Linked DNA regions of Homo sapiens: regions 2, 3 and 4 are each linked to region 1. The links are chromatin loops, found by intact Hi-C in ENCODE. Cell type or tissue: gastrocnemius medialis. All regions are shown on one strand. Region 1 overlaps LINC03082 (long intergenic non-protein coding RNA 3082). Region 2 has its middle 46 kb from the start of LINC00396. Region 3 has its middle 110 kb from the start of LINC00396. Region 4 holds the start of LOC124903210 (a long non-coding RNA gene).

The links. Hi-C counts contacts between places; a loop is a spot of excess contacts. Peaks named below come from ENCODE experiments on the same cell type or tissue, not always from the same donor. Only the 100,000 strongest peaks of a DNase experiment are listed, where the experiment ranks them.
Region 2: a loop joins it to region 1, with 3 times the contacts of the local background. A loop is called at or near these places in 7 of 110 quality-filtered maps.
Region 3: it touches region 1 in a loop (2.6-fold over the local background); 9 of 110 quality-filtered maps call a loop at or near these places.
Region 4: a loop joins it to region 1, with 4 times the contacts of the local background. A loop is called at or near these places in 10 of 110 quality-filtered maps.

Annotation. Positions count from the first base shown.
Region 1 is chr13:110,104,655-110,112,654 of GRCh38, reverse strand. All of the region lies in intron 1 of LINC03082 (long intergenic non-protein coding RNA 3082), which reads left to right. Among named protein-coding and RNA genes, the nearest start is that of LINC03032, 13 kb to the left of the region's middle. In gastrocnemius medialis, CTCF peaks have their summits at 71 (motif pointing right), 3,360, 3,559 and 4,390; DNase peaks (open chromatin) are centred at 2,554, 3,574 and 5,784; H3K4me3 peaks cover 786 bases; H3K27ac peaks cover 4,066 bases.
Region 2 is chr13:110,003,542-110,011,541 of GRCh38, reverse strand. It overlaps a transcript of LINC03082 not described here. Among named protein-coding and RNA genes, the nearest start is that of LINC00396, 46 kb to the left of the region's middle. In gastrocnemius medialis, no CTCF peak of the experiment used is centred here; a DNase peak (open chromatin) is centred at 4,971; H3K27ac peaks cover 1,280 bases.
Region 3 is chr13:109,934,559-109,942,558 of GRCh38, reverse strand. No RefSeq gene overlaps it. Among named protein-coding and RNA genes, the nearest start is that of LINC00396, 110 kb to the left of the region's middle. In gastrocnemius medialis, no CTCF peak of the experiment used is centred here; DNase peaks (open chromatin) are centred at 3,818 and 4,177; H3K27ac peaks cover 1,209 bases.
Region 4 is chr13:109,606,322-109,614,321 of GRCh38, reverse strand. It overlaps LOC124903210 (a long non-coding RNA gene), which reads left to right and starts at 7,174. Exons shown (of 2, transcript XR_007063870.1): 1 at 7,174-8,000. In gastrocnemius medialis, a CTCF peak has its summit at 3,606 (motif pointing left); no DNase peak of the experiment used is centred here.

The DNA of each region.
Region 1 (8,000 bases):
CGTGGGGCTGGAAGGCTCTGGCTCAGGGCTTTTCACAAGGTTGCAGTCAAGGTGTTGATGGGGGCTGTGGCCAGCAGAGGGCGTGACTAGGGCTGGAGGACTCGGTCTTTTTTTTATTATTATTATACTTTAAGTTTTAGGGTACATGTGCACGATGTGCAGGTTAGTTACATACGTATACATGTGCCATGCTGGTGTGCTGCACCCATTAACTCGTCATTTAGCATTAGGTGTATCTCCTAAAGCTATCCCTCCCCCATCCCCACACCCCACAACAGTCCCCAGAGTGTGATGTTCCCCTTCCTGTGTCCATGTGTTCTCATTGTTCAATTCCCATCTATGAGTGAGAATATGCGGTGTTTGGTTTTTTGTTCTTGCGATAGTTTACTGAGAATGATGATTTCCAATTTCATCCATGTCTCTACAAAGGACATGAACTCATCATTTTTTATGGCTGCATAGTATTCCATGGTGTATATATGCCACATTTTCTTAATCCAGTCTAACATTGTTGGACATTTGGGTTGGTTCCAAGTCTTTGCTATTGTGAATAGTGCCACAATAAACATACGTGTGCATGTGTCTTTATAGCAGCATGATTTATAGTCCTTTGGGTATATACCCAGTAATGGGATGGCTGGGTCAAATGGTATTTCTAGTTCTAGATCCCTGAGGAATCGCCACACTGACTTCCACAAGGGTTGAAAGGCCTTTGACAAAATTCAACAACCCTTCATGCTAAAAACTCTCAATAAATTAGGTATTGATGGGACATATCTCAAAATAATAAGAGCTATCTATGACAAACCCACAGCCAATATCATACTGAATGGACAAAAACTGGAAGCATTCCCTTTGAAAACTGGCACAAGACAGGGATGCCCTCTCTCACCACTCCTTATTCAACATAGTGTTGGAAGTTCTGACCAGGGCAATTAGGCAGGAGAAGGAAATAAAGGGTATTCAATTAGGAAAAGAGGAAGTCAAATTGTCCCTGTTTGCAGATGACATGATTGTATATCTAGAAAACCCCATTGTCTCAGCCCAAAATCTCCTTAAGCTGATAAGCAACTTCAGCAAAGTCTCAGGATACAAAATCAATGTGCAAAAATCACAAGCATTCCTATACACTAATAACAGACAAACAGAGAGCCAAATCATGAGTGAACTTCCATTCACAATTGCTTCAAAGAGAATAAAATACCCAGGAATCCAACTTACAAGGGACGTGAAGGACCTCTTCAAGGAGAACTACAAACCACTGCTCAATGAAATAAAAGAGGATACAAACAAATGGAAGAACATTCCATGCTCATGGGTAGGAAGAATCAATATCGTGAAAATGGCCATACTGCCCAAGGTAATTTACAGATTCAATGCCATCCCCATCAAGCTACCAATGACTTTCTTCTCAGAATTGGAAAAAACTACTTTAAAGTTCATATGGAACCAAAAAAGAGCCCGCATCGCCAAGTCAATCCTAAGCCAAAAGAACAAGGCTCAGTCTTTGTTAGATAAGGTATCTGGGAGAGCTGCCAAGGGGATGGTAAGGGGGTGAGCAGAGATGGGAAAGCGCCACGTGGGACACCGTTCTGTCCCGCCACCCAGCCCGCCACGCAGCCCTCCACGCAGCCCGCCACCCAGCCCGCCACGCAGCCCGCCACGCAGCCCGCCACCCAGCCCGCCACCCAGCCCGCCACGCAGCCCGCCACCCTGGCCAGCCTTATCTTCTTAGTCTGTTAATCTTCTGCTGATATTGTTTGTTTGTTTGTTTGTTTGAAATGGAGTTTTGCTCTTGTTGCCCAGGCAGGAGTGCAATGGCGAAATCTCAGCTCACTGCAGCCTCCGCCTCCCAGGTTCAAGTGATTCTCCTGCCTCAGCCTCCCGAGTAGCTGGGATTACAGGCACCCACCACCACACCTGAATAATTTTTTATATTTGTTTTAGTAGAGATGGGGTTTCACTATGTTGGCCAGGCTGGTCTCGAACTCCTGGCTTCGGGTGATCTGCCTGCCTTGGCCTCCCAAAGTGCTGGGATTATAGGCATGAGCCACTGTGCCTAATATTCTGCTAATGTGACCATCCTAGACTCCGTAGTAAGAGATTCTAACTTTGAAAACAGCAGAGTTTGCCTGATTTTATTTGCTATTTTTCAAAGCGTGCTGTTTCATCAGTGCCTATGCAATGATGTCTATTTTCCATTGGGGTCCTGTCAATACCAGGTGAAAGAGGGGCACCTGTCAATACCAGATCTACTTGGCTGCTCTCCAAGAAGATCTGGTATTTACGGTTGCCCCTCTTTCAAGCTCAATCCCTATCTGTTTGGAGTCTAAAACAACCTGCAGACTTTCTTCTTCCCTGTGGGTTTTCCCTTGTTTAGTTTATTTATATCGGAAGACTCCACGAAGGGATCAGAGCGGACAGCTTGGGACTGAAGGGCACGTGGTGTCTGACTGGTTAGACAGTAGGGAAATAAGAGCTCCACAGAGGGAAGGGAATGGAGTAGCTAGCGCTTGGAAAGAGACGGCTGGGGGTTGACTTGGCAGCTTCTGGGAGTGCATGGCAGGCTTATCCCTCCGTGGAGGACAGGCCTGACTCAGCCGCCTGTCTCCATAGGGGGAGGAACAAGGCGGAGGCGTGCATGGCCCGGCTGCAGGACAGCTCAACAGCAGGAGCATCAAGGGCTGCCAGGGCCCTGCAGAAGGCACCGCTCCGCCGCAGAAACTGCCTTTTCCGTATTAGGATCATGATCCTGTAAAGGTGCAGCTGCTGTACCATGCTAATGAGCTCTTAAAATCTGTATTGCAGCACGTAAGTAAAAAGTCTGAACAAACTGTCTTAAAGAAAGAAGACGAAGAAGAATGAACTATCAGTCACTGTTGTGAGCACTCTTTGAGGAGGCAAGGAGAAGTGTGCTTTTAGAATTGACTGCGTTTTAAAGGACACAATGCCATTTTCTTGGAACTGGAGCAAGATAGAAATGTATGAATTTGTTGTCCCAGAGGGTGACGAAACTGTCTCTCAGGCAGAGTTCAAAGACCCCGAGGGACCCAGGAGATTTGTGGGAACGTCAGTTAGTGGGTTTCCTTTTTCATATGAAAAGGCTCCAGCAGTTAACCAGGCGTATTTAGGAGCATGGTGATGTGAATTTCCAAGGCTCCTCGGGGTAGCATTGCAGTTTCAGACCACACAACAAAGTGAAGCTTCCTGAAATTCAAGACATTGTTGGGGACTTATCTCCAGTAAGGATCAGTTTAGGGACACATAAGGGAGACAGGCCACGCCTCTCTCCTGGTGTCCTCTAATACCCTTAGCCAGCAAGCACCTTAGACTACGGGAAGGGGGAAAATGGGGAAGAGGTCCCACTGATGTGGATAGATGGTCCAGTAGGGGTGTTTCTGAAGCCTGTGCCTGGGGTCTTGGCGCTTTCCCCTTCTCTCTGCCGGGGCTAGTCCCTGACTCCTGGCCCCTGCACCCTATATGTCCTTTTTCTTGTCTGAGCCTAGAGACAGAAACCACCCAAGACCAATGTCAACTTGCCATGTCAGCCAGGAGCCTTCCCCTGGGTGGCAGCACACTCCACACAAAGCAGGCAGAGCAGGCCCGCTGCAGCATCCAGGCCCTGCTGGGAGGGATCCCTACTGGAAGTGCACTCACAGCCTGGTCAGCCTCATTCCTGGGCCTCTTGAGGCTCCCATGCATTTGCCAGAGCCCGCCCACACTTGCACTCCTACACTCACTTAGAAACACACACACACACTGCCACAGCCACACACACACTCACATGTACACAACCACATCAACACTCACACACTTATTCACAAACTCACACACACACTCATACATGCACACAGGTGTATACTTGCACATCCACACTCATAAATGCACATCCACAGCCCACACAACCTCATGCACATACACATATACACACATTCACACTCATCTCTACCCACACACATGCACACTTATTCACAAACTTATACATACACACACAGGCCCATACTCACACACACCCAACACAGGCAGTCACACACGCACACACCCTCTCACTCTTGCACGTGCACACACATTCTCACACACACTCCTATACTTATTCACATACACACTCTGTGACACACTCATGCTTGTAGACACTCACATGCACACTCGCCCATACCTAACATGATGTTACACACACTCAATCACAGCATGCTCACAATCAAACCCACACACTGTCACACACTCACACACGTGTGTTCTGTTGCACACTCACACTCTCACACTGGTGCAGTGCCTCCCTTGGGCACCTGCTGTCTTTGGCTCTAAAGCTTACGGAAGTGGCGGCCTTGCCCGAGCCAGGCCTAGTTGCTTGCTAGGGCCTTGTTAATGGCGCCTCAGTGTGGAGAACGGCGGGAAGTACGTTTTGCTTCCCAGGGTGGTTGATCCCGAGACCACAGGTTCCAGCCTGTCTGCCGCCCCAGGGTGCTGACAGGAGCTGCCTCCACTGCCTTGTGTGCCATGTCTATATTAAATTAGGGGTCCCCATGTCCCCAAGGCCCACTCTCCGCTAGGCTGTGCCCCTGACGTTCACAGAGGCAACACCCTCTTTGATGACTTACCAGCGTCCACAGAGTGACTCCAAAGGCCAGAAGTGCCAACAACTCAACTGGGCACTTGGCACCACACTTGGAACCTCCGACTGCCCCAAGCATGTGACCCGGGAGCCTCCTGGATCCATGCTGCTGTGGCAGCTCCCTCCAGAACTTCAGGTCCCATCGCCAAGGGATCCCTGAGAACAGGGCTGACGGAGAAGGTCTGGGCCTAGTCTTAGCAGTGCCACCCTTTTGTGGAGGGACAGTGTTCTGAGCCTCGATATCCTCCTATGGAAAACAAAGGTTTTAGGACTTTGATCTTAGTGCACTCGGGCCACTGCAATGAATTGCCACAACCTCGGGCTTGACACAAGAAGTGTGTTTTTTCACAGTTCTGGAGGCTGAGGGTCCAAAATCATGGGGTCCACAGGCCGTGGTCCCTCTGAAGGCTCCGGAAAGGGTCTCCCCTGCTTCCAGCCTCTAGTGCTGATGCAGTCCTTGGCATTGCTCGGCTTCCAGCCACATCGCTCCCGTCTCTGCCTCTGTGGTCACTTGAGGTCTTCCCTGTGTGTCTCGGTATAAATTTCCTCCTCTTAGGAGGACCTCCATCATTGGATTAAGTCCCCAGGTAAGCCAGCATGACCTCATTTTAACTCGATCACATTCACAAATACCTATTTCCAAATAAGGTCCCATTCACAGGTACGGTTTACAACTTGAACTTGGCTTTCTGGGAGACACAATTCACCCCTAACACTGACCTTCAAGATCGTGACATTTAGAGATGATGTGTAACCAGAGATTATTAATATTACAGTAAATGACATGAAGAAAAGGAATAAAGTGTCAGGCAGCTCTACCCACCAGCCTGAGCACATTTCTGAATCTAACTGGCAGCTCAGTTTGGGGGCAGTTCTCACCCTCATCTGATCTTCTGCTGCTCAGGACTGAGAGTCCTGCTTTAGAATCTGCTCAGCCCTAACATCTCAGGGCCCCACAGAGGCTCGGCCTTCCTTCAGCGAGGCTGAAGGACCTGGGAGGTCTCTGAGATGAGGTATGGGGGAGTGCCACTCTACTTCCTTATTAGGGGCGAGCTGTCTTGGAGCTGGTCTCGGTAAAGAGCTGTCTCTGCTCCTGCCCCCAGCCTGCTCTGCCATGCAGTGCCTCTGGGCAGCTTCCCAGGGCTCAGGTCCAAGCTGCAGCTCCTTGCCTCAGAGCACACACTGCTTTTAGCTTCAAAGTCATGGTCAGCACTCCAGCCCCAGCTCTCTAAGCCTGAAATTCAAAGCAATTCCCAGAGTCAGCGTGGCCTTTTGGAGGTACCCCCTGTTATTCATCGATGGAGCCCCTGTTCCCGTGCAAAGGACAGCCCACGTAATCACAGCTCCATCCTGCGCCAGGCCTCGGGGAATGAAGTTCATCCTCATGTTGGATGGCCGATGTCCTCCATAAACATTCCACAGCTTCGTAAACTCATGACTGTCTTTGAACACAGGCTGTTCCTATCAACCTTCAATCTTCAACTCTTTCCCTTGGGCGACCCCTTCCCAGAAAACCTGGCGTTTCTACACTTTCATCTTTAACGGAGTGTCTTTGATATATGCTGTCACTTCTGTAATATACTTGTGAAACATTTTCTATGACTATTGTCGTAAAAGAGGAGACCAATCCTCAAGCCATATAACAACAGCAAGAAGTCCATTGACCAACATAAACATATGTCTACATAATTAATGCTGTTTCCTCTAAGAAGCTGGCTTGCATGTGAAATGAATGAGAGGTGCTGATAATGAATTGAGAAGTAGTCGCCATACGGCTAATGGTTCCAGGACCTGTCGTTGGCTCTGGAGACAGAGTGCTGAGTTAGGTATCATGGCTCCATCTTCACCTGCTGGCTCTGTGTCCTCATGGGAGTGAGTTAACTCATCCAAGCCTTAGTTTAGGCATCTGTAGAATGGAAATACTAGTAGGCCCCATCTCCTAAATGGATTCTCAGCTTGCCCTGATGCTCCCGCTGCTGGGCTGTCCTGCAGGCCGGCCATGCACCCCTCTGCCTTGCCCTGAGGTAATCCATGTGCAATTCCTTACTGTGTTACTTGGCTCATAGAGGCACTTAGTAAATGTTAGGCATTTATTCTTAGCAATCACACTATTAACAGAAATAAAGGAAGCCAATGGAACAGTGATAGAAAAACCTGGAACTTGGGTTCAGAATGAACTCTTTCATGTTCTAGTTAAGTTTCTTCAGAAAAGTCAAAACTTCTTCCAACCTCACCCACTGCACCTCTAAAATGGGATAATAATGACATTCCCTCACACGGATGCCATGAGGCTGCAATGCATGGAAAGATGTGGAGTTGCTATTCCAAAGTTATTTATCACTAAAGTCATTCAAGCTCTGTTTTATTCCCAAGAAATAGGTAGGAGAGTTAAAGACATCTTGACTTTGTAGAATGAATGAGACCACATGTGCTGAAGTCCTTCAAAGTTTGTCAAGCTTTCACCATGTGAGGCACCACGATGGTTACTAAGGAGACACTGAGCAAGGGCCATAGATGTGGCTTCCAGTGTAGGTCTTGAAAAGGACATGACTTGTCCATGAACCTGGACTTGAATTCTGGCCCTCATTCCTCTCAATTAAGTGTCGCCGTGAGTGGCTGGGCCACTTTTGCACGGAGTTACTTTCGGTCAGCTGCCTCTGCCTGCCCTTGCTAAGTTCTCAAGAGAGCAAATGTCACAGCAGTCTGTGCCCTGGGAACAGGGAATGGGCCTCACACTGTCCCTCCCACCACATGGCCCCTGTCTTGTGCTTTAAAATATGACATCTAAAAAATGCAAACCTGCCAGTACACAGTGGAGTCTAATCTCATGATGTCAGAATGCTTGGCAGGCCTTGAGATATCGTTGAAGATAAAGCCGAAGGGGGCACTATGGGAAGTGCTCCTGCCATACTGTGGGGAGAGACTTTTTCTAAAATAACATAGGAACTGTTTGTCAGGGATGGAAGAGTTTGGTGGTGGTGGTTGTGGTCATGTCTTGGACACCATAAAAAAGGTGGGAGGAAAAATCTGCAGAGGACCTGCTGAGACACCGTGGGAAGCAGCCTGCATGGGGGCTGCCCTCTGGGAAGGAGCAGGCTGTGTCGGGCAAGTTGCTAGCTCCAGGGCCTGGGCACGAGGCTGTGCAACATGGGCCGGATTGGACTGCTCCTCACGGGACCAGCTTCTCGCTCACCTGGCAAGGCCCAGGCAGAGAAGCCTGAGGTGGGCTCCCACAATCACAGACCCAGTGCATTTGGAAACAAACAAACAAAAAACAAAACGCCAGCTCTGGCTCCCAGATATGGATGAGATGTTACTGTCCTCCTCCCACAGGCAGGTGCAGGGCTTAATCCAGGTGTTCTCAGACAGCGGTCCCTGCACCAGCAGC
Region 2 (8,000 bases), 100 kb after region 1:
ATTTGTTTATGCTGGCATTGTAACATATTAATATTTTTCCCATTATCAAATTTTGTGAGAATATCAGTGGTACATTTTAAAATCTAATAAGCATTATCAGATGCCTTATGAAGATTATCTGCCAAATTATAGCCCTAATAGTAAAAGATTTTTAGCCATATTTTGTTTAATTAGCTTGTGTTGATATTTTATTACTTAGAAACTCCCACCCCCCGAACCCTCAAATGACTTGTTCCTTGAACATAAAGAATAAAATTGGGACAGTCTGTCCTCACAATATTTTCTGGTCCAAAGCAATTCCAGATGAATACATGCTTTTGAATAGAATATACCATTTTGCATCAATTACATTTCCACTGATTTAAGCAAGGATACTGGATAGGAGAAACAGTGCAATAATTTAGACCTTCAAACCCTTAGAAAAACAAATCAGCATCAAGTGTGTAAAATAATGTTCATGTGGGTAGAAAGGGAGGAAGTGCCTTAAAAGACTGGACCAGAGTCTCCTTTCTGGCTGCCCTCTGTGTGTTCCCAGCGAATTGATTTCATAGTGTCTTATGACTGCCTGCTATCTTTGCTAAGCAATCTGGCTGTTGCTGTTGTTTAAAACATTCCCCCCTGATTTTAAAGCCACATGCCTTCCACTTGTCATGCAAGCTGATAAGCACACTTTCTTTTTCACTTATAGACAACCTGCTCTGAGGCTCCTAAAAATGTTTCTGTGAGGATTGTGATTTCTGAATGTGGTAATAGCTTTTACATGATGCCTTATAAACAGGTGCCCTCTACATTAGAAGCGTAGCCAGAGCCCCCACTCTCAGGGCTTGACATCTGCGGGTTTTAGAGCGATAGCTGGGTGAGTGTGTTGCTACTATTCTGATGATGGATGACAGCAATAGATCAAGGTAGATCAACATTCTTAAGGTACAGCAGTAAAAGGGTGAGAGTAAAATGGAAATGCATGAGTGCTTTTCAAAGGCAAGAGATTAATAGCTCTGGGCATGCCAGAAATACCGGGATAACTTTTCCACATCTCTAAATGTAGTTAGCTCTCTTCTAATTAGCTTGTCCTCTGCCAGACCACAGCTGGGGGCAGCTCATACACACTGTGCCTTTAATTCCCACAACTGGAGTGGGTGGCAGTCCCTTCTAGGATATGTGGAGACGAACAGAACTGAATTTTCTGGAAGCATTATTGAATTTACTTCTTAAATGGCTTTCCATCATCTTCTAACTGGTGAGGACCAGTGACTATCATTAGTCAGGCTGCACCAACAAGGAATGGAAAATGGAGGTTACAGGCTCTATGGACGTCGACCTCTGATGGTTGAAATCTCCTTTCAATATTCCTGCTTCCTAAAAAATGTGTGGATCCCCATGTGGCCTTCTGCTAGTAATGAGGTCTACAGATCAAACTCAATTATTTCCTTATGCTATAAGACTGCCAAATTCATCTTAAAATGTCCCGGGATCATACAATGATGTAGTTTCAAGGTTTTAAAATAAAAGAAGAACCTATCAGCTTCCCCTTCAGCAATTAATAAGCTGATGTTAACAGCTCTATCTCTGTACTGACTGGTAAAGCAGTACCGTGTTCAAGATCCCTCTGAATTTATGTCAATCCCACATTTCTAATTATTTTTAGTCTGTTCTTCTTTTTCCATTAAGTGGATATATCCATGTATGGTGACCTATTCAAACAAGGTTTCCAAAATGTTAGAAGAGTAAGGACCTCTCATTGGAATCAATGATATGTTTTCTTGATCTTTAGGACAAATTTTCTCTATGTGGTAGAATTTGAGCTTGCAGCAGTGGCAGAAACTGAATGATGGCTGAGGTCATCCATATGAAGAAGTAGCTTTATCCCCACTTTATTGTAGGCCCCATCCTTGTAAGCTACATCCTAATCCCAGAACTCCTCAGAAGCTGCTCTGGTTCTGGGTTGACATACAGATAATAAAGTGGGGACAAACACAATAACTTAACAATGAGAGAAGCTAGCAGTAGTGACTTGATCTATGGCACTTACGGAGTGTCTGAAATACAAACTCCCACGAGGCCATGAAGAAATTCCCAATTAGACAACAGTGATGGATGGGCTATATTAGACAACTTTTACACCTTCTCAAGATTTCTAGGACCTAACTTCTGTATTTGACGGCTGGGACTAGTGACCTCTTCTGTTATCATGGGCTATGAGTGACTAAGCCCAGTACCACACTTTTCATAGCAAAGATTACCATCAGTTGTTTATGAAGTTCGATACCGACAAACCTGATTGATAATGGGATCTTACTATGGATCATTAGCTGAGTGCACAAAAGATTCTGATACAATGCCTCCTCTCAGAACATAGGAATGAAATGCATTTTAAAAATGCAAAGTATTACCTGTATTTCAGGCATCAAGAGAAAACAGCAAACCAGTCTGAAATTCCACGACCAATGAGCCCTGGAATATGAGTATGCTTTTAAAACAGACTGCTTAGAAGAACAAAATGTTAGAGCATAATGTAACCCTGGTAATTTCTTCATTGGAACTTTCCACCCACTACTTCTGAACGGAAAAAGTACTCTTGAGTCCTGAGTTACCCATTACACACTGACTGTTTCCTTAATAGTAGCTGGTGGATTAGCTTTTGAGTAGGATGTCCTGCGACTTCTCACTATGCCTTCATTATTCCCTTTTTATTCTGTGAAGTGGCATTCCTTGTTAGTTATGAAGTGGAAAATGCAGCTATTGTAACTCAGCATACTTGTTCATAAGAAATAAAACCAAAAGGAAATTAAACAATTTTTTTGGCATCTGTAAAGGCATTTTAAAGATTAGTTAGAATAATCCAATTTTCACTTCCTTTAAATGATACTACATTTAATTTAATGATTTCTGAATTCATTATAAATAGAATCATTTAAATTAATGTGAAAAAAATGGTGTTACCTGTTTTGAATTATTAGAATTCTTCTTTGAAATTTATATCATGTCATTAAAGAATGCCTAGGGACAAAGCTACCTTCGCCCTATTTGGTTCACTCTTTTGAAGAGGCCGTGGTCCTCTGCCGCTGAGCTCTCATAATGCCTGTTGAACAGAATGGGAAGGCCTTGAGAACCACACTGTGTGTGAACTCACTGAGTGTCAAAAGAGGAGATGATGGTGAACTCATAAAGAAGAAACTGGAGAATATACTGTGGACCTTCTTAGGACTCTGTTGTCATTGAGCTCCGGGATAATGATTCTGTCAGATTTATGTCTTATGAAGTTGAATAACTCACTCTGTGCATAATATGAGCCGTGAATCTCCTGCTCATTCCCATTTGATCATCAGATGAAACGACAGTGACAGAAAAGTGGCTGAAGCCATGTTTAAACTTTGCCTGTTCCATTTTTGGTAAGAGGTCAAAAGTCATAACAAAATCAAATATTTTGGATAATTTAAATATTTAGATTTCTGTCATTTATCTACTCTTTTTATTTGAGGACTATAGGCAAGACTACTTATTGCAATACGAATAAAGTGGAGAATCCCATGGAATGTAATCCTGGGAAGAGCAGATTGGCTGTCATGTACTTATTCCTATATCTGGGTATTTTTAAAGCAAACTTCACAGGATCACCTTCAAATCAAGCTCAGACCCTTACTGACTGCAAGTTTAAGCAAACGACTTTACTTCTCTGAACCTTGGTTAATTCATCTGTGCGTAGCCACAATGCCTACCTTGCAGAGTAATAAAAAACACGTGGAACGTTGTAGGTACTCCATAAATTCGACAATATTATACTATGCTGGTCAAAACAAGGTAAACAAACACCCATACAAATGTTTCCTCCAAAAATTTCATGGTCATTTATTTTCTACACTTACTTGCTAGTGTCTCAATTTGCTGATACACTCTACATTCTTCATCACTATTAAATTCAAGAGTAAATTTTAGGAAAAGCACAAGTAAAATGTGCAGTTGCTATGAAAGTTGTAACAGCCACTGACCTAGTGTCGGGCGAGATTCCCATTGCACTCTCTTCCCCTAGTACCTTGTGGAAACCTTCGGGAAGTATTCAATGGGCATTTCATCAGTCTCCAGTTTTTAAATAGTTCTCACTTTATGAGTGTGGCAATCAATTTTGGGTGAACCGTTTGTTTCGTAATTTGATCCTGTTACGCTAGATGCAGTTTGTATGTAACCGGAGCCTTTATGGCTTGATATAATTATTTGCCCATGTATGTTATCTTTTGAAAATTCAAGAGTTGGCCAGGTGCGGTGGCTCATGCCTGTAATCCCAGCACTTTGGGAGGCCGAGGCGGGCGTATCACCTGAGGTTGACAGTTTGAGACCAGCCCAGCCAACATAGAGAAACCCCGTCTCCTCTAAAAATACAAAATTCAAACTTAGCTGGGCATGGTGGCCCACGCCTGTAATCCCAGCTACTTAGGAGGCTGAGGCAGGAGAATTGCTTGAACCCCGGAGGCAGAGGTTGCAGTGAGCCAAGGTCTTGCCATTGCACTCCATCCTGGGCAAAAAGAGCGAAACTCCATCTCAAAAAAAAAAAAGAAAAGAAAAGAAAAGAAAAGAAAATTCAAGAGTCACAATATTTAGGTGTGGCTTAAAAACAGAATCATCCCTTGAATAAGAAGACATTCTAAGAAGAAGAAGGCCTATGACCTGAGGGTTGCAGGCTCTAAGGTCTCATGTGGAGTAGAGACAGCTGAGAGTTATTATTTTGGTTTGAGGTTCATCCAGTCTACATATCCTGTGGGCCCTGAAGACAAGTGAGACTTCACAGGCAGGGTCTTCAGTGGGCTGGGAAGAGCTGGTGCTGCGGTTCCAATGGGACACTGATCCTATCCTGGGAAGTTGGAGTTGAGCAATGGGAGGGAAGGAGGCAGAAACCAGAGATAGGAGGCCAAGGGCAAGGTGGCCCTGGTGTAGAAATGCTCTGGACAGGACGTGAGCTTGTGCTCGAGTGGCCTTTGTACGTGACACAATCAGAGATGTGAAGAAATAGATCTGCTCAAGTGAGGAACCGCATGTCACCCTCTTGGCTAGACCAGAACGTAATGCTTAATACACATTCTTTGTGGCAGAGAGGAGTCTCCTTTTGGTGCTCCCGGCACGGACCTTTTGAGTCATCACAGGTGCTGGAGCACGTCCAGGGTGATTACAATAGACAACATTATGGCTGGGCTTGGCAGTGCTACCCTCATTTAGGATCTGCTGTTTGTTCCATTATAGCATCCAATTTACCTTAGACATTTCAACTCCTTCTAAACGAAAGCTTGGTAGAAGTTTCCTTGTACCCAGAACTTCCTCATGTTTTAAAGAGGCTTGGTGCTGTGGAAACTGAGTGGGGAAAATTTGGAATGTGGTCCTGAGTGCTTGTGCTTAAGCACAGGAGTTCCTAGTAACATTTAATTGATGTGTATCTACAAATATTTACTGTGTATGCCAGCTGGCAATCTGTTTTGTACTTATCTGTGGATTTTAAGACATTTCCATGTGAGTGTGAGTGTAGAGTGTGTAAGATTTATTCGCGCCGGCAAGTGACCCAGTGGGCCCACATATTATGCAGAAATCCAAATCTCAAAGGATATCCTCATGTTCTCTTGAAAATACAGTGCCTTATTATATCAATAGATCAACTGCTAGGTGAAGCCAACCTGTTAATGTTGTGGCATAAATCTGAACAATTGGCTGATTTATTAGGGTGGTGCAGATAACTACCCAGTTAAGCCAAAACATCTGCTCTGAGGCATGACTAGATGGTTTGGACCGCAAGATCAGTTAAAATCACAAGACAGTCACTCACCAGCACTTGGGCCAGCCTTGGGTGCAGTGTCCCTGGTTTTCTCTGTAGACTGTTCCTCCCTGCAGGCATCACCCCAACATTGGGTGCAGCCCCACTTCCCAGTCCAGATATGCAGGGAGCAGGATTTAAGGAGGCACTCGTTCTCCCCTGCCTCCCCTGTATGTGCCCCACCCAGAGCATGGGTGCCTCCTTGAACTGTGCACCCTGGTCCCCTCACTTCCCTCACCTTAGTGCCAGTTCCATCCTGACTCTAAGGTCAACTGGACCTTAGGTGCCCTAAGAACTCAGTCTTATTCTCTGAGGCCCAGCAAAGTGGGGTTCACCATGTGTCTGGCCGTGACTTCATGCAACATCTGTGATAACCAGGATTATATTTTGCTCCTGTCATGATTCCAAGCACCCACTTTCCCTGGGACCATCCTATTTTCACACTTAATCCTCACAGTAGCCATGTGAAACGGCTCTTATCCTTGCTATTCAGATGAAGCTCAGAGAGGCTGTGGAAGTTGCTCCAAGTCTCATCGCTTGTGGTGATGGGGCTGGGGTTTAAATCGAGCATGAAGTCCAGCCTCCTCTTGTTTCCCAGTTCCCATAGCTGGCTCCCCATGACAGAGCTCTTTCCCAGTGCTCCAGGAAATGACCGTTACCCACTAGTATGACTAGGGTGCCATCACCCCCTTTGCACAGATACTCTGCATGGCCCCACTCTCTGACAACTGACCCTGTTTTTAGCCACACACTTGGATCTCCAAATATCACCAAGTCTTGATCTGGTGGTTGACAGGTGGGTCTCAGGAGTCCTGGCTTCACCATGTCATAGCATGTGATTTGGGGAAGTCACTTCACAGATGAGTGCCTTGCATCCCTCAGGTGTAAAGTGGAGATCCTTGGAAATATGTGCCTGGGAGGCTGCTGGCAAGACCAAATGAGGTGTGGTCAGTAAACCCCTTAGAACACTGCCTGACCTATAGGCCACATTCAAACAATGTCATCAATTATTATGATGCTTCCTAATGTCTGGGATTGGCCTTCCTCTTAAGAAACCCCATGTAGACTTCTGTGGTAGCAGCTGCTGGAAGTTTCTGTCTTCAGGGCCACCCCCAGGGCCATGTTTCTCTGAGCACCTAGAGATGGACTTGCTTCTCGGGCCTCTCCTAATCTCTGTGCCACTGCAGCTAGTTCAGCCCTGCATTAGAGAGTGAAGTGAATAGGTGACCTTCACAGGAAGTCAGTGAATGCACCAAAATGTTCAGTCGAAGAGAATGCTGTGAGGGACGAAGGGCTGGAATAAACTGGTGCACAGAAGAAACGAAGCACAAAAGATGTGAGCAAGAGCTGTGCTGACCACAATCCCCTCCCAGAAGGTACCTTCAGCATTTTGTTCACCCACAAGGCTGAAAAACATGGCTGTCATTGGTGAAAGACACTCTATTGGCCTAGGATGTTGTGAAAAGACATAGGTTTTTTTTGGTAGGGATGGTTGGGTGTATTAGGATTGTTCAGAGCTGCAGAACCAATAGTCTCTTTAGAGAGAGAGAGGAGAGAGATTTATTTTACGGAATTGGTTTGTACTACTGCGAGGGCTGGCAAGTCTGAAATTCACAGGATAGGCCAGCAAGCTGGATACTCAGGGGAGAGCCTATGGATATGACCGTTTAAGCCTTAAGGCCATCTGCTGGCAGGATTCCCTCTTCCTTGGGGAGATCGGCCTTTTACTGAAAGGCTTCAGCTATTTAGAGAAGGCCCACCCACATTTTTGAGGATCATCTACTTTGTCAGCGTCTCCTGATTTAAATGTTTACATCAACTAAAAAATAACTTCACACCAACATCCAGATGCGTTGGACCCGATATCTGGGTACTGTGGCCTGGCCACATTCACACACAACCTTAACTATCACATTGGGCCTTTGAAATTAACTGGCTGTCCAAGGCTGTCCGTCACCTGGGAGGTTCCCAAAGCAGATTATTTCCGGTCAAAGTCACTTTGTCAAGTCGTAAGTTGCCAGGGGAATTAAGAAAGCATCCCTTTAGGATGATGACTATGAGGCTTTTCAGATGGACCGATAGCATGCACGTGCAAATGGCAGATGTCTCTTTGTAGAATATTCTGGAGACATGGTGAGTTGTTCCACGACTAACCAACAGTAGACTCACACACGTGCACAACACAGTGCTGCTTTTGGTGCTGAAATAG
Region 3 (8,000 bases), 170 kb after region 1:
TGCAAACTGCGCCTCCCAGATTCAAGTGATTCTCAGTCTCCCAAGTAGCTGGGATTACAAGGGTGTGCCACCATGCCCAGCTAATTATTTTGTCTTTTTAGTAGAGGTGGGTTTTTGCCATGTTGGCCAGGCTGGTCTCCAAGTTTTGGCCTCAAGTGATCTGCCTGCCTTGGCCTCCCAAAATGCTAGGATTAGGCGTGAGCCACCTCATCTAGCTTCACCTGTACTTTTGACCACACAGGAATTAATAATGCAAACATGATTATACAATTCAGAATCTTCATTTCCATTTGGTATTGATGGTGTAGTCATTTAAATGTTATGCATAGTTTTATCAACGTTGTCTCCGTTTAATTGTAATCTTATGGTGAATAGGAAATAGGTCTAGCTAGTTCTTACGCAACCAATGACACAGCACGTGTGGATGGTTAATCATTCCTAACAACACTGATGAGAACTTGCTGCTTTAGAGAGATGTTCAAAAAGTTTCAATGACCGAGGATTAACTTTCAAAATCATTAAAATTCCTTCTCCATTCAAAACACGTTAGTTTAGAATTAAATTATATGGCTGAAAGAGGACAATGAGATTTGCATTTTAGTCGTAACTGCAGAAAAAGGAGAAGGAGGAAGACCAAGGGCAGGTAGAAGAAGATGAGGAGGAGAATGAGGAGGAAGAGAAAGAGAAAGAGAGGCAGGATGAAGAGTGAGGAGAAGAAGGAAGAGGAGGAGGAGCAGGAGGTGAACTGAGATGAAGAGTTCATTTGTGGATGTATAGACGGCAAGACTCTTGTGGCTTCTCTGTCCATACTGTAAGCCAACAGTTGGACAGACAAGGTTATAGATCTTGGAAAAGTTTAAACTAGAAATAGAAATGTGAATGTCATCTACATATAAATGACTAAACTGCAAGTAGTTTTGTTCATAAGCAATGAATGATTGCCTGTGAAACACATAAACAATGTGAAAAACAGTCTGCCATGGTGAGATCTCTCTAGAAAACCCCAGAGGTAAATGGATCAGCAGAGGCAGATCCTGAAAGCACCAGGAAAAGAGCAATCAGGGAAGGAGGGAGAGAAAAAGCAGGCACTAGCCTCAGGGAGATGAAAGGAAATTCATTTCTCAAGTTGAAGGGAAATTCCAAGTACCCAGGATTGAAGGAGCAGATATGACCAGGCAGATAAGAACTGAGAAACATCCCTTGGATTTGAAAATATGAGATCATTGACAACTTTTGCGGCAGGAGTTCTGAGGAAAGGTGGGGTGTGCTCCAGGTTGCAAGGTTGGAAGAGTAAATAAATAGGGAGCAAGTGGAAACAAAGTGTAGACCGGGTTTTAACACACTTGGCCAATAAAAGAAGGAAAGAGACAGCAATAGCCACGGAGCAGACATAGAATCATAGAATTTTATTTTGTTTAGTTAGGATGAGAGCCAGTTTATAAACTGGGGGGTAGAAGGAGTAAGAAAAAAAAAAGGAAATTAGTGATAGAGGAGAGATACAGGGTAACTGATGAACCAATATCTCTAAGGACACAGAAGGCTGAAAAGATTTTTCTTGAATAAGAGAAGGGTCTGGATTTCTGAGACTGATGGGGAGGGAGCGAGTGAGGAAAGGGCTATGACACTTTGTATGTGGCAGGCGGGAATTTGCAATGGCTGACGCAGATTACCCATTTCCTTGCCAATCTAGAAGGTAGATAAAGGGCTGGTCAGAGAAGAGTGGAGAGCTCGCCATGTGAGTGAAAGTTTTCCACGATCGCTTGGGGCAGGCAGGGAAATGACCCAACATGAGTAAAGGGATTGTTAAATGTGGCCTAGGGGCAGGCTGAAGTCGCAGACTAGCAATAATTCATAACTCATCCTCCGTTTTCTAAGTTTTCTCCAGGAAGCCAAAGCATCCAAGTTAAGGGGGGCAGATTATTGGATTCACCCTGAGCTAGGGTTTTGCTGCACCTGAGCATCAGAGGGACAGACCAAGAGGGAGTTGAGGGCCCCAGGGTTGCAGAGAAACAAGAGAAAACTGAACGATCAGGTGAGGAAGTCTCAGTGAACTTAGTGGGTGTGTGTAGCATAAGTGAGGGCGTGACTGTGGAGGGGTTCTGCCATTTAGTATTTCAGAGGAAGAACAGTTCTTGGAGGATGGCGTCTAAGATGTGGTGATGTGTGTCCAACTTGCGACCTCCACCAGGAAGCTTTCCCTGATGCTCAGGTGAGATATAAATAGCTTTCTCTCATTCTTCTGAGCCTGCACATCACTCTGTTCTTTTCTTAAGCTTGGCTTTAGGCACCGAGTGTGGTAGATTACAAAAATGGCCCCAATTCTCCCCACTCCCTGTGTCCAAGACTTTTGCCGATTCACTTTGCAGTTTTCTCCTCCTCTGACTCTCAGTCAGCCATGCGACTTCTCTTGGCCCGTGGGACTTCAGCCACCATCATGTAAGCAGAGGCCCGAAAAGCCTTGGGTGGTTAGGACGGCCCTTGTCCTGGCTGCTGCATCCATGTCTGAGCTGGCCTTCTGGAAGAGTAAAGACATGTGGAGCAGAGCCGAGTCCGTGTCGTCCAGCGGAGGCCATCCTGGGTGAGCCAACCCCCCGCTGACCACACAGGAAACACACAGGTGTGCTCAGCCCAGATCACAGAACCCCATGGAACTGTGAGCTAAATAAACACTTATTTTTGCATTTTGCTGAGTTTTGTGGTTGCATTCTACTCAGTGTTATTAATGATATACTAGGTTAACTCTCAACGTATCAGAGACTCATTCAGGGCAGGGCTATGAGCTCAAATAAAGTGACAATCATGGAAAATAAATGAAGAATTTCATGTCAGGTCTCAGAGAGGGGCCACGTACCTGGCTTGCTCCAAGCCCGGGAAGCCTAGTCAAGGCCGTTTGACACAGTCTGGAATCACAATTTACAAATTAGTTAAGTAAGTTAGTCCTTGTTTGCCACCAAACTAGGGAATACAGGATTTAATAAAGCAAATGTGGATACTGAATCACCCAGGCTGGAAGGTGGGAGCTGTCTGGTTGAAGTGAAGTCAATCCCTGATTTTGTTGCATGAATTCCAAGCGTTTAGCGATAAATCTCAATTTGATGAAAGGTCTATCTTTTCATGAAACTAAGAGAATAATGTATAGAAAGAGAGTCAGATATTAGAAACACAAGAGCATGCTTCATGTTACAAATGCACATGTATTTCTGTTCATCATTACAGAAGTATTTTTGTGTTTGCCAAATTTGCTCCATGCTTCTCTGTTTAAAAGGCTAGAGAAAGGTGGTTTTAATAAAGTTTTCTAATGTAATAGAACAAGCAGTAATAACATCCTGTTTGGAATCTTTGGAGGAAAAGAAAGGTTTCCTTTTGAAATGCTTTTTCAAGAATTATTTTCAACTAACTAGAAGAGGAAAAACCAGTGTCAGGGAACTAAAAGGGGGCTCCATGTTCCTCTATAGTCATGCCTTTCATGTTGTTAATTGATGGTATTGTTAGGGGCTCAGAATTACTCTATAATCAAATGAAATGGCCAGAAAGCTAAAAGCAAAGGGGAGCCTTTGAATGTGGTCACAAAGAGAAGGCAGTTTCCCATTTCTTTCATCAATTAAAGTAGCTAATGAGTCCATGTGAAATCCATAGGCAGGTCTGTAGTTTGCGGGATAGCGTGGGCACTTTATAAGGAGGTACATGGCTCATTCTTGTATGGGTACAAGTAATCCTTTAAGTGAAAGCAGTTACATAACAGGAAAGAAATTTAATGCTGATCTCTTTGCTCTTACAAATGCAATCCTGGCAACCTGTCAGCTATGACCTAAGAAACACATCATAACACTCTAGTCACATTTGGCTGTGTGTCATCCGAGGAATACATCTGTACCTGTATTTCGATACTAGCCGAGGGAGTTGAAGCAGCTGAATTTCATTTTTCATTTGCTTTATGAATTCTGTTGGTTTTCATTCACACCGGGCTGGAGGTACTGTAATAGGACCTGTTTCACAGGCCTACTTTCCTAGGAAAACACTGTGTTTCAGACAACTAGACATTCCTAGAAAGGAATTAAGGCTTAAACAGTACTCCTTAGTGTCAGGCAAATGTCCTGGAATGAGGTAACAACAACATGGCTGTGTGTGTGAGTTACAGGAGAGAGGCACAAAAGGGGAGAGAAGCCCGGTGTCCTCAGCTGACTCAATTGAGATCAGTCCTTCTTTTACAGGCAGAGGCCGGCAACTCCAGATGGTAATCGTGCACTTGTTCAGTAGCTGGTAGAAATGTGACCAAGTAGGACAGGTCCCAGGGGCACGTCTCAGTAGGTGCCCCATCTTCCAGCCTGGGATCTGTGCAGCCACTCTCATGCTACGGCTTCCTCCTGGAGCGACTTGCTGGGCTCACAAGCTCTCCCTACTTTCTCTTCTTCCACCAACACTTCCCCCTTCCCAACACAGTTAATGGAGTCATAACAGAATCTACCAATTACTGAGCAGCTAATGAATTATTTCCACAATTGTTCTAGGTCATCCTTATTACTCCCATGTTAGAGATGAGAAGGCTCAGGCTTAGAGAGGTGATCCTTTGCCCAAATTACCCAGCTAGTAGGCACACATTCCAGGTCTGCCTTGGTCCAAAGTCCATATGATGTTGAAATGGTTAATTTCACATGTTAACTTCGCCCGGGCTATGATGTGGCTGTGATGATATTTGGTAGATGTGCTTAATAGCTAAGATCAGTAGACTTTGAGTAAAGTAGATGACCCTCCATAATGTCGGTGAGCCTCAACCAATCAGTCAAAAACCCTGACAGCAAAGACTGAGATTTCCTGAAAAAGAAGGAATTCTGCCTCAAGACCGAGACAGAAATCCTGCTTAAGTTTCCATTCTGCCACACTGCGGAATTTGGACTTGAGACTGCAAGATCAGCCCTTACCTGAATCTCCAGCCTGTGGGTTTACTCTACAGAATTCAGACTTCCCAGCCCCAACAACTGCATAAGCCAGTTCCTTAAAGTCTCTGTCTCTCTCTTTATATATATATATATATATATATATATATATATATATATATATATATATATAAATATATATATATATATACATATACACATATATATATGTATATATGTATATATGTATGTATATATGTATATATGTGTATATATGTTTGTGTGTGTGTGTATATATATATATATGTATGTATATACACATATAGCCTATTGGCTCTGTTTCTCTGGAGAACCCTGGCTAATACACACATCCGTCATGCCTTATTTCTCACATGTAGCACACCCAGCTTTTCAACATGTTGACTGTAGCATGAGAAACTGTCAGGGTACAGGCCACATGGAACCTCGAAGAAGGACAAGTGTGGATTTCATGCCAGCACTGTATCTTGTTAGTGTTGTTAGCCCTGTAAGAGTTAAACAATAGCTCTAGGCCTGACAACTGGTGTGTCCCTTCCATCCTTCGGACCCCAGTGACCATCCTCTAGTCTCATTAATTCACCTCTTAACACAACTAGGCCTGGGCTCACTCTCTTCACTTGGATCCCTGCAAGATCAGACCTTTTTTCCAGGTGATGCCTTGGTTCTCAGCCATTATATTGGTTCTTCAGAGAAACAGAATAAATAGGAGATGATAGATTTAGATATGAAGGCATTAGATCTAGATATGTAGAGATGTAGGTGGATAGATAGATACAGATGTATAGACAGACAGGAAGACATACAGATCAATTGAGATGGAGATTTATTTTAAGGAATTGGCTGGCTTGGTTGTGGGGGCTGGGAAATCCAATATCCTTAAGGCAGAGGGCAGACTGCAAACTCAGGCAGGAGTTCATGCTGCAGCCTTGAGGCAGAATTCCTTTTTCTCTGAAAAATCAGTTTTTACTCGTAAGGCCTTCAACTGATGGGATGAGGCCCACTCACATTACAGAGGGTGATCTTCTTTACTTCAAGTAGGATGACTATAGATGTTAACCACATCTACAAAATATCTCTACAGTAACACCTAGATTCTTTTTGATTAAATAACCAGCACCTGAGCCTGACATGTTGACATATAAGACTACACATCATAGCTGTGCACTTCAGGAGAATACGACTGTGTATAAACCCTTATCCATAGCCCACCTGGCATTCCTGGGGCTCTCTTCTAGGGAAATCTTGGAGTCTGACTCTTGTCTATAGGCACTAAAGCCCTTACTAACATTGCCTGAATTCAGCCAAGTATCTTGAGGGTGACCGTATAATTTATTGCCCAAACTGGAACACTTTTGAGAATTAGAGGTAACTCCCTTGATAATTCTACCAGGTTTAATCTAGGACATACGTCATGTTATCCACATCTTCCTACACATAGCCTAAATGTGGCCTTTTCATCCCTTTTCCTGAGCCCACTTTTTAGGGCTCCTCTATTGCAAAGTCTTTCTAAGAAGAAAGCAGACATGTACAATGCATCACTGAAGATATTTCACTACGATATTTACATCCACTCTGTAATAAACTGTGACATTTTCTAGTATTTTCTACTTCATTTAAAAAATGTTTTTATGACAAATGGAAAAGCATCCTGTGCTCATGGATAGGAAGAATCAATATCATTAAAATGGCTATACTGCCCCAAGCAATTTACAGATTCAACGCTATTCCTATCAAACTACTAATGACATTCTTCACAGAACAAGAAAAAATTATTTTAAAATTTATATGGAACCAAAAAAAGAGCCTGAATAGCCAAGACACTCCTAAGCAAAAACAACAAAGCTGGAGGAATCATGTTATCTGACTTCAAACTATACTACAAGGCTACAGTGACCAAAAAGAGCATGGTACTGGTACAAAAACAAGGACATAGACCAACGGAATAGAATAGAGAACCCAGAAGTAAGGCTACACATCTAAGACCATATGATCTTTGACAAAGCTGACAAAAACAAGCAATGAGGAAAAGACTCCTTATTCAATAAATGATGCTGGGATAACTGGCTAGCCATATGCAGAAGATTGAAGCTGGACCCCTTTCTTACTCCATATACAAAAATCAACTCAAGACGAATTAAAGACTTAAATATGAAATCTGATACCATAAAAACCCTGGAAGACAACCTAGGCAATGCCATCCTGGATATAGGAATGGGTAAAGATTTCATCAGAAAGACACAAAAAGCTATTGCTACAAAAGCAAAAATTGACAAATGGGATCTAATTAAACTTAAGAGCTTCTGCACAGTAAAAAAAAAAATACTATCAACAGAGTAAATAGACAACCTACAGAATGGGAGAAAGTATTTCCAAACTATGCATCTGACAAAGGTCTAATGTCCAGCATCTATAAGAAATTTAAATTTACAAGAGGAAAACAACCCCATTAAAAAGTAGGCAAACAACATGAACAGACACATTTCAAAAGAAGCCATACATGTGGCCAACAAGCATATGAAAAAATGCTCAATATCATAGATCATTAGAGAAATGCAAATCAAAACCACAAGGAGATACCACCTCATGCCAGTCAGAATGGCTATTATTAAAAAGTAAAAAAATAACAGATGCTGGCAAAGTTGCGGAGAAAAGGGAACCCTTATATACTGTTGGTGGGAGTGTAAATTGTTTCAACCATTGTGGAAAGCAGTATGGCAATTCCTCAAAGAGCTAAAAGCAGAACTACCATTCGACCCAGAAATCCCATTACTGAGTATATACCCAGAGGAATATAAAGCATTCTACCATAAAGACGCATGCATGCACATGTTCATTGCAGCACTGTTCACAATAGCAAAGACATGGAATCAACCAAAATGCCCATCGATGACACACTGGTTAAAGAAAATGTGGTACATATACTCCATGGAGTACTATGCAGCCATAAAAAATATGAGATAATGTGTTTTGCGGTAACATGGATGGAGCTGGAGGCTATTGTCTTTAGCATACTAACGCAGGGACAGAAATCCAAATACTGCATGTTCTCACTTACAAGTGGGAGCTAAATGATAAGAACTTATGAAC
Region 4 (8,000 bases), 500 kb after region 1:
TCCATCAGTAACGTGGGAGAAGTGAATATCAAAAAAGTTTTTAACATCAATAGTAAGGCTCCAGTTGTTCATTGTTTGACAGCTCCTGAAATAGCCAAAATGGTTCTGAATCCAGGTGGTTATGATCATGGTGATGATGAAGATGTTGTTGTCAACACTGCAGAAGCAATGCCTACAGATGACATGGTGAAAGTGTGTCATGGTCTCACTGAAGGAACAGAGCAGCATGCATTCACAGCAGAGTAAGACATCATGTTAGCTTATAAAATCAAAAAGAGATGTTGGAGACACAGAACATTGTTAATGAGGCAGATGACTCTGGTGGAAACACTTTGAAAAGCCACCCAGTAGAATGCCTCCTCATCCCTAGAGGACCCGCTTTCTGGTCCTTTAACTGCTTCTGAGATTTCTTCTGCTCTAAAAAAATAAAACACAATGTACAGTAACCTTTTAATCAAAACACAGCATTGTAGATGGAGGCTGGGAGCTGCGTTGTTTGTTGCTGCCGTTGTCTGACAGCTGATGCAGGTGTTCCAGGGATGCTAATGTGCTGGCTAGCTACCAAGAACACTTATTTTTTTCACTGTATTAATGGCATATCGTATTTTTTACTGTTAAATACTTACGTGAGAATAAGTGTAAGAAAATGGTTGCTTATCTGTAGCATGTAGCATGTAAATTTAGTCAGGAATAATGGTGATGCCAAATAACCACAGATTGTCCACAGTGGGGGAGGGGGTGGGTGAGGTGGACACCTTTGTGCTGGTTCACGGTACACAAAGTTTGTTTATGTACAAAATTCTTAAAAATGATGTATAAAATTACCTTCAGGCTATGTGTGTAAGGTGTGTATGAAACACAAATGAATTTATATTTGGACTTCATTCTCATTCCCAAGATGACTCATTATGTATATGCAAATATTCCAAAATCCAAAGCACTTCTGGTCCCAAGCACTTTGCACAAGGGACGCTCAACCTGTATTACTAAAGTGAATGAAGACATGCTGTAAAGAAGATATTTGTAAAATAGCTCATCAACAAAACACTCATGCCCGAACATATTAATCCATAATAAACAAAACTGGTGATCCAATAGACAAATGGTCAGAAATCTGAAGAATCACCTCAAAAACACATACCTGAATGGCCAGCAAACATATTCAAATAGGCTTGACCTTATAATCAATAAGATAAGTGCAAATTAAAACCAAAAATGAGAAGCAGTTAGCCACAAAACTAGCAAAAAATATAAAAAAGAAAAAGAAGAGAAGTCAGAGGCAACACTGTGAAGGAAGATATGGGGCAAAGGGGTCTCTGACACAACGTTGATGGGAATGTTAAACCTACTCTGGAAAATAGTTTGGCATTATCTAACATATTTGAAGATGTTCAAATCTTTTGACAAAGCAGTTCTACTCTTAAATATATATTCAGAAAAGCAATTGCTTTTGTGCATGAGAATACACATTTTTAAAAAACTGTACAAAGCAGTATTTTTTTATAAAAGCAAATTTGAAAATAACTTAGATGTCCACCAAAGAAAACAGATATAGTAAATTTGTCTGGACATGTGTTACGGAATTCTAGCCAACAGTGAAAATGAAAAACTATAAGTGTTTTCAACAAAATGGATCAACTTCACAAAAATAATTTGGGGTGGGGGCAACATCACAAAAGAACATGTTATGGACTGAACGATGTCCTCCCATCCTCCCAAAGTTCATATGTTGAAGCTGTAACCCCTCAAGGGGTTGACAGCAGTCCTCCCTTATCCACAGTTTTGCTTTCTGTGGTTTCAGTTACCTGGAGTCAACCAGGATCCAAAAATAGGTGAGTCAGAACAATAAGATGAGAGAGAGAGAGAGACAGAGGGAGAGAGAGCACATACACATACCTTTTACTGCAGTGTATTGCTATGATTATTGTATTATTGTAAATTTCTTACTGTACCTAATTTATAAATTAAACTTTATGATACATATGTATGTATAGGAAAAACATAGCATGTCTAGGGCTTGTTACTGTCTGTGGTTTCAGGCATCCACTGAGGTTTTAATACAAATTCCCCTCGGATATGGGGGTAACTACTGTATTGGGGTCTTTAAAGAGGTAATTAAGTGAGGTCATAAGGGTGTGGCCCAATATGATTGGTGTCCTCACAAGAAGATATTAGGACACAGGCACATGTGCTCACAGAGGCAGGACCATGTGAGGACACAGTGAGAAGTGGGCCATCTGCAAGTTAAGGAAAGAGGCCTCAGGAGAAACCAAATCTGCTGGCACCTTGATCTTGGGCTTCCAGCCTCTAGAATTGTGAGACAATACATTGCTGTTGTTTAAGTCCCTCCACCCGAGTCAGTGGTATTTTGGTATGGCATTCCCAGCACATTAATACAGAATACACACTTTTTGGTAATTGCATTTATATAAATTTCAGGAACAGGTAAACTTAAATTATCTTGTTTAGGAATGTAGATGAGGATGATAAAACAAGAAAAGGATTTTCATGAAGAGTCTAGATAGTGGTTTTCTCTAGAAGGAAGGAGCTGAATACAATGGAGGAAGAATTCATGGGAACTTCTGGGGTCTGACAAGGAACGAATTCTCAGCCTGGATGGTAGCTATATAGATTTCTCCTTACAATTCCTTCTGCTGTATATATGTTTTGTGTAGTATTACATATGGGTGGTAAAGTGCACGACTAAATGAAAATCCAAGGGACTGCTAAGTAGGCAATTTAAGATGGTTGTTTGATTTTGTGGGAAGAGCCAATATATATTTTATGGTGAAAATGCATTTTCTTAAACTAGTAGGCAGTGGGTATCAGAATGATCATCTCGTTGTTATTCATAAACCATATATATTTTGCATTCATTATGTAGGCACTTAGCATTTTAGAAATGCAATTTTTCTTTTAAAAAGGGTAAAAAGAACAGTGGTATCTAGTGTCCTCAGAATTCAATGACTATTTAGCTTACAAGGGTGCCTCACAAAGTGATTAAAAAAAACACAGAATACCCAGTGAAATTTTAAATTTAGAGAAAATGTGAAAAAAGTTTAGCGTAGTTGATCCCAAATGTTGTATGGGATATACTTATGCTTCAATTGTTCACTGTTTAGAGCAAATTCATGTTTAACTGAGAATCCTCTCTTTTTATTAATCCAATCTGGTGAGCCTAGTAAATTTCAGAGCTTGAACGACTCGCCAGGAATCCTCCCTCCCGCATCCTCAGTTCAGGGCAAAGCATCAGTATCCATCGTACGATTTAATTCCCTGACCACATCATCAATTCTTCTCTCTCTCAGCAAAGGGCTGTCTACAGATTTATGCATTCCTTGGGCATCTCTACCTAAATGCATTGAAGAACAAACTCATTATCTTTTCTCTAAAATGAGATAATGGTCTCCCCCGAACTTTCCTATTTATGTCAAGGATCCTGTGTTAGGATTCTTTGTCACAAGTGGTGGAAACCCAATTGGAGCAACTGGCAAGTGACAGTTTAGGGCTGGGTGTCATGGGCCCACCTGAGGGGTGGGAAGCAGTAGGGGCCTCATGGTACATGGGACAGGGACAGGAACCCCACTGCACTCCCCACCTCTGCCCTCTGCTGGCTATGTGGCCTCATTCTCATGGGGCTTCCAGCAGCTCTCGGGTGGGGCTCCCACAAGACAGCCTGGGTTTCATTCTGGCTCTGCCACTTAAGAGTGATGGCCCTAGCACAAGTCGTTGAGCTTTTCTGTGCCTCGATTTCCTCATCTGTGAACTCCTTTTTAAGTCAAGTTCTGTGGAAGCAGAGCATGAGATGGGTTTGGTCCACTGAGGAATGCTCTCAGGAAAAAGGGAGGGAGGGATGCGAGACCATCCTGGCGAAAGCGTGGTCTCAGCTGGAGTCTGCATTCTGCCTGGTTCCATGGGAGCTCTGGAGAACAAATCGCTGTATAAAGTTGATCTCAGCTTGTGGCACAGACTGGCCTTTGTAACCCAGTGTTAGTAGGCTGCAGCTTGTCAACTGCCTCTTGTGGGGGCCAGGAGGTATGGAAATAGCTTCCTAGGAAAAGTGTTTTAATTTTGTCCAGGGCAGTTGGGGAGAAGGGAATATCTCTGAGTTATTAACAGCCAGCTGTGTGTCGGGGGGTGATGAGTGCACCAGCCCAGTGTGGGGGCCACCAGCTTCCACGACGCTGGGCACGATTGCAGAACCCACCCCGGGGTTGGCTGGAATGACTGAGGGGATGAATTTATGTGAAGTGCTCGGATCATCATGTGGAATGCAGTAAGCCCTCCATGCATGTGATATGATGGCAATTATTTTTTATTTTCACTAGTAGCTCATGAGAGGTATTATGTCTAGGAAAACAAAACAAAACAGGAAAAAATAACCCAGACACCAGTATTTTCCCAGCAGTCCAGGATCCAAAGCTTAAAGGTCTGGTTGGTTCCCCTTTTGGTGTCTATCAGAGTCAACGGGTCCTAGGGCTGGATCTGGGCTTCACACGCTGGAGATGCTGTATTGCGTCCAGGCCCATGTGGCTGAACCCCTTCACTCAGCGATGTCCTCTACACGCACACATCCTCAGCCACAGTTGTTTTTCTCATGGCTCTCCCTCTGTCTCTGTCTCTTCCTCTGACTCTCTTCCTTTCTCCCTCTCTCCCTCTCTATTTGCTTTCTGAGGTATGCTATGATGTTGGTTTTAAATACTTAATTGTACCCAAGTAATACGTGTGTGTTTAAATAAAATCAAAGAGAAAGAAAGCATATGACAAAACCCAGCAACCCCCAGGCCAACACTCCCCAGGCCTTGATCCCACTCACTAGGGCCAATCACTTTCCACCCTTGTGGATGTTTCCTTTTTTTTTTTTAACCTCTTCCATGTATTTATAATCTCCACTCATCATTTATTAACTTAGACATGACCTTTTTTCTTTGTTTTATCATGAATGAGCTGCCATAAGCAACACCTCACCTTCTCTAGCACATCCTCACCAACACATTCTATCACTGTTAATAGATCAGGAACACGGGCACATCTGTGCATTTCCATTATCCCTTGCAGAGCCAGGTGGCATACTACAATTATATTTCCTTTCTTATATCACCATTTTAGCTGGAGAAAAATGTCTTCCTTTTTCTTTTTCCCCATTTCATTTGTGTTGAATTCCATCCCCAGGCCCTCACGTGTCTTCAGATGTCATTATTCTTTCCTTGTACTTGATAGGTTGACTACTTTTAGAATTCTAAATTGAAGATTATTCTCTGTCTGAATTTTAAATGCATTGTTCTCTTTTCTTCAATAGCCGACGTCACTGTTAGGACGTGCTGTACCTTTTGATTTCTATTTCTCAGTATGTTGTTCTTGTTTACTTTTGCATTTAAAATTCACTTGCATGAGCATGTTATAAAGAGGGTGTATATTGCAGGGGGAAGGGATCTCTGAAGCCACCTTCCACCCATTGTACACATTCACCGCAACTTGGATCTGTCCCTAGATGATGGGCTCACAATACAGCTTCTTTCTTACATCTCTCCCTGCTCTTAAGTCCTGTTACTTCTTCCTGTGAAACTCTATATGTCCCTGGCATGCAGTGCATTTTACAGTGAGTTACTTTTTAGTGAATGCCTCCAGTACGTCAGTTACGCCCTCCTGCTTCAGAGCTTAGGCAGGGTGCACTACACTTCTTTGTATCACAGCTTTTAGTTTTTGCTCATGAACCTATGGATGATCCATAGTCCAGCAGTTTTTTTTTTGTACAACTGTCAAAATCTCAGATATTCAACAAGGTCAACATGTATTATAATCTTTTAACTACTGTTGGTTTTTAAACGGTTTTAAACTCTATATCAGAGGCCATTTGTTTTTGTTGTTGTAAGTCAGGGTTTGATGTATGCACAAAGGAGGCGGTATTATCCTGTTCCGACTCATTCATCGACAGTCAGTCCTCAGTTTTTGTTCTGGTGACAGTCCTACTGTACACAAATGTGTTTTGCAAGTGGGATTTTGTGCAACACTATATCAAGTGTATTACAATCATCATTCTAATGTATCACATCAACTACCTTGCTTTCATCTGTAAATCTTGCAATTCCATCAAAAAAGCAATCAAGTTGTCTATGGGATGATTTGTGTCTCACAAACATCTAGTGATTATGGCTTCTGGTTCCATTATCCTATGGATGCTTTCAGAATTCCACATCTCCTTCCTCCATTATTTACTGGAGATACAAGTTGTGCACAGATAATTCAAATTTGCCAGGTTTCACTGATGATTTTATAAAGCCATTAAGTAGGAAGATGATATCGTATTTCACAAATGAAGCTAAAACAAATAAATGTGTGAACTGAAGAGCAATGATTCAACCATAATTTCAATCTTAAAAATCCTCGGTTTTCCTGGAATTGAAAATTCCGTTTTGGCAGAGCTAACTTTGTCCATAGCTTTTTTTGAGGTCTCTCAAGCCCTTCCAATTTAGCAAGGTTTGTAAAGAACCACCACATTTTATCTGCCTACGTAAAACCAGATAAATACATAGGGTTTGCTTCAAACTGCTTACTTATTTTGCAGCCACAATTTTTCACACACTCTCCCCTTTGTAGAATTTGGGAACAATCCCAATCTTGTAATTTACACAATCACTGAGCCAAAACACATGAATGTGCATGGGTTATCTGTGGCCCTCAACCTTAAATGTTGGGAGGAGGAAGCCACAGAATGGAGGGAACGTTTCTGTGTAGCCAGCTGTGCTGCCCTCATTCTGGGGACAGAGCATCCCAAGATGTGTGCATGCATCCACCCCTTTCCTGACAGATGATTAGGAGAGATTTAGGGGGATGTTTCCAGTTCTATTCACAAGAGCAAAGACATGAAATCCACTTAAATACCCACCAGCGGTAGACTGTATAAAGAAAATGTGGACATACACATCATGGAATACTATGCAGCCATTAAAGAGAATGAGATCATGTCCTTTGCAGGAACATGGATGAAGCTGGAGGTCATTATCCTTAGCAAACTAATGCAGAAACAGAAAACAAAATACCCCATGTTCTCACTTATAAGTGAGAGCTTAATGATGAGAACACGTGGACACAAAGAGGCGAACAACAGACACTGGGGCCTACCTGAGGGTAGAGGGTGGGAGGAGGAGGGAGAGGGGCAGAAAAAATATTTGGTACTAGGTTTTGTACCAGGGGGACAAAATAATCTGTGTAACAAGTCCCCAAGACACAAGTTTATCTATATGACAAACTTTGACGTGTAGCCCTGAGTCTAAAATAAAAGTTTTTTAAAAATGGCCATTCTAGAAATAAAAATATAAAAGAGTTGGGGGGAAAAAGTGGCCACAATCTTTTCCAGCTTGAATGGGAGGTGGTAAGCAGTACGGGCCCATGGCAGTTGCTGTCTTCACGGTAGGAACTTTGAGTACTTTTCATGTAAAACAGCTCTTTATTGCCTAAGGGCAGTAGAAATTGGTGTGGACAGTTAAGAATAGAGGGTTGAGCTGTATCAGTAAAGGAGGTTTTGCAATATCAAGTTTAGAGACTAAAGCTCAAATTTCAGTCAGAGCAATTCTAGAAAACTCTTGGCACAATTGCTTTATGACATTGTATTTTGTTGAAAGATGAAGGAGAGAGTGAAGTGACTATCTGGGGACCCTGAGGAAGTCCCTAAGATTCTGTTGACAAAGGAATCTGAGTGCAGGAAGCACGTGGCTTGCCTACCCAGCTCAAGTCTTATGAAGAGTACAGGTGTTGACAGTTTCTGAAGACAGAGCAGAGGAGGCTCTGGACCTGATGTCTATTTGATGGCAGAAGTGAGTAAGGGTACCTAGTCACATTGCTTTGTAAGAACCATTTTTACATGTGCCTGACTGTCTGTAGTTGCAAGTCAAATTTGACAAAACCACAGTGTAGGTTTATAGCTAGAACTTACATGTATATATTTACTGTCATTTGATTTTTTCCCTAGGAGAATGATATTTAATTTTTCTCATTTTCAC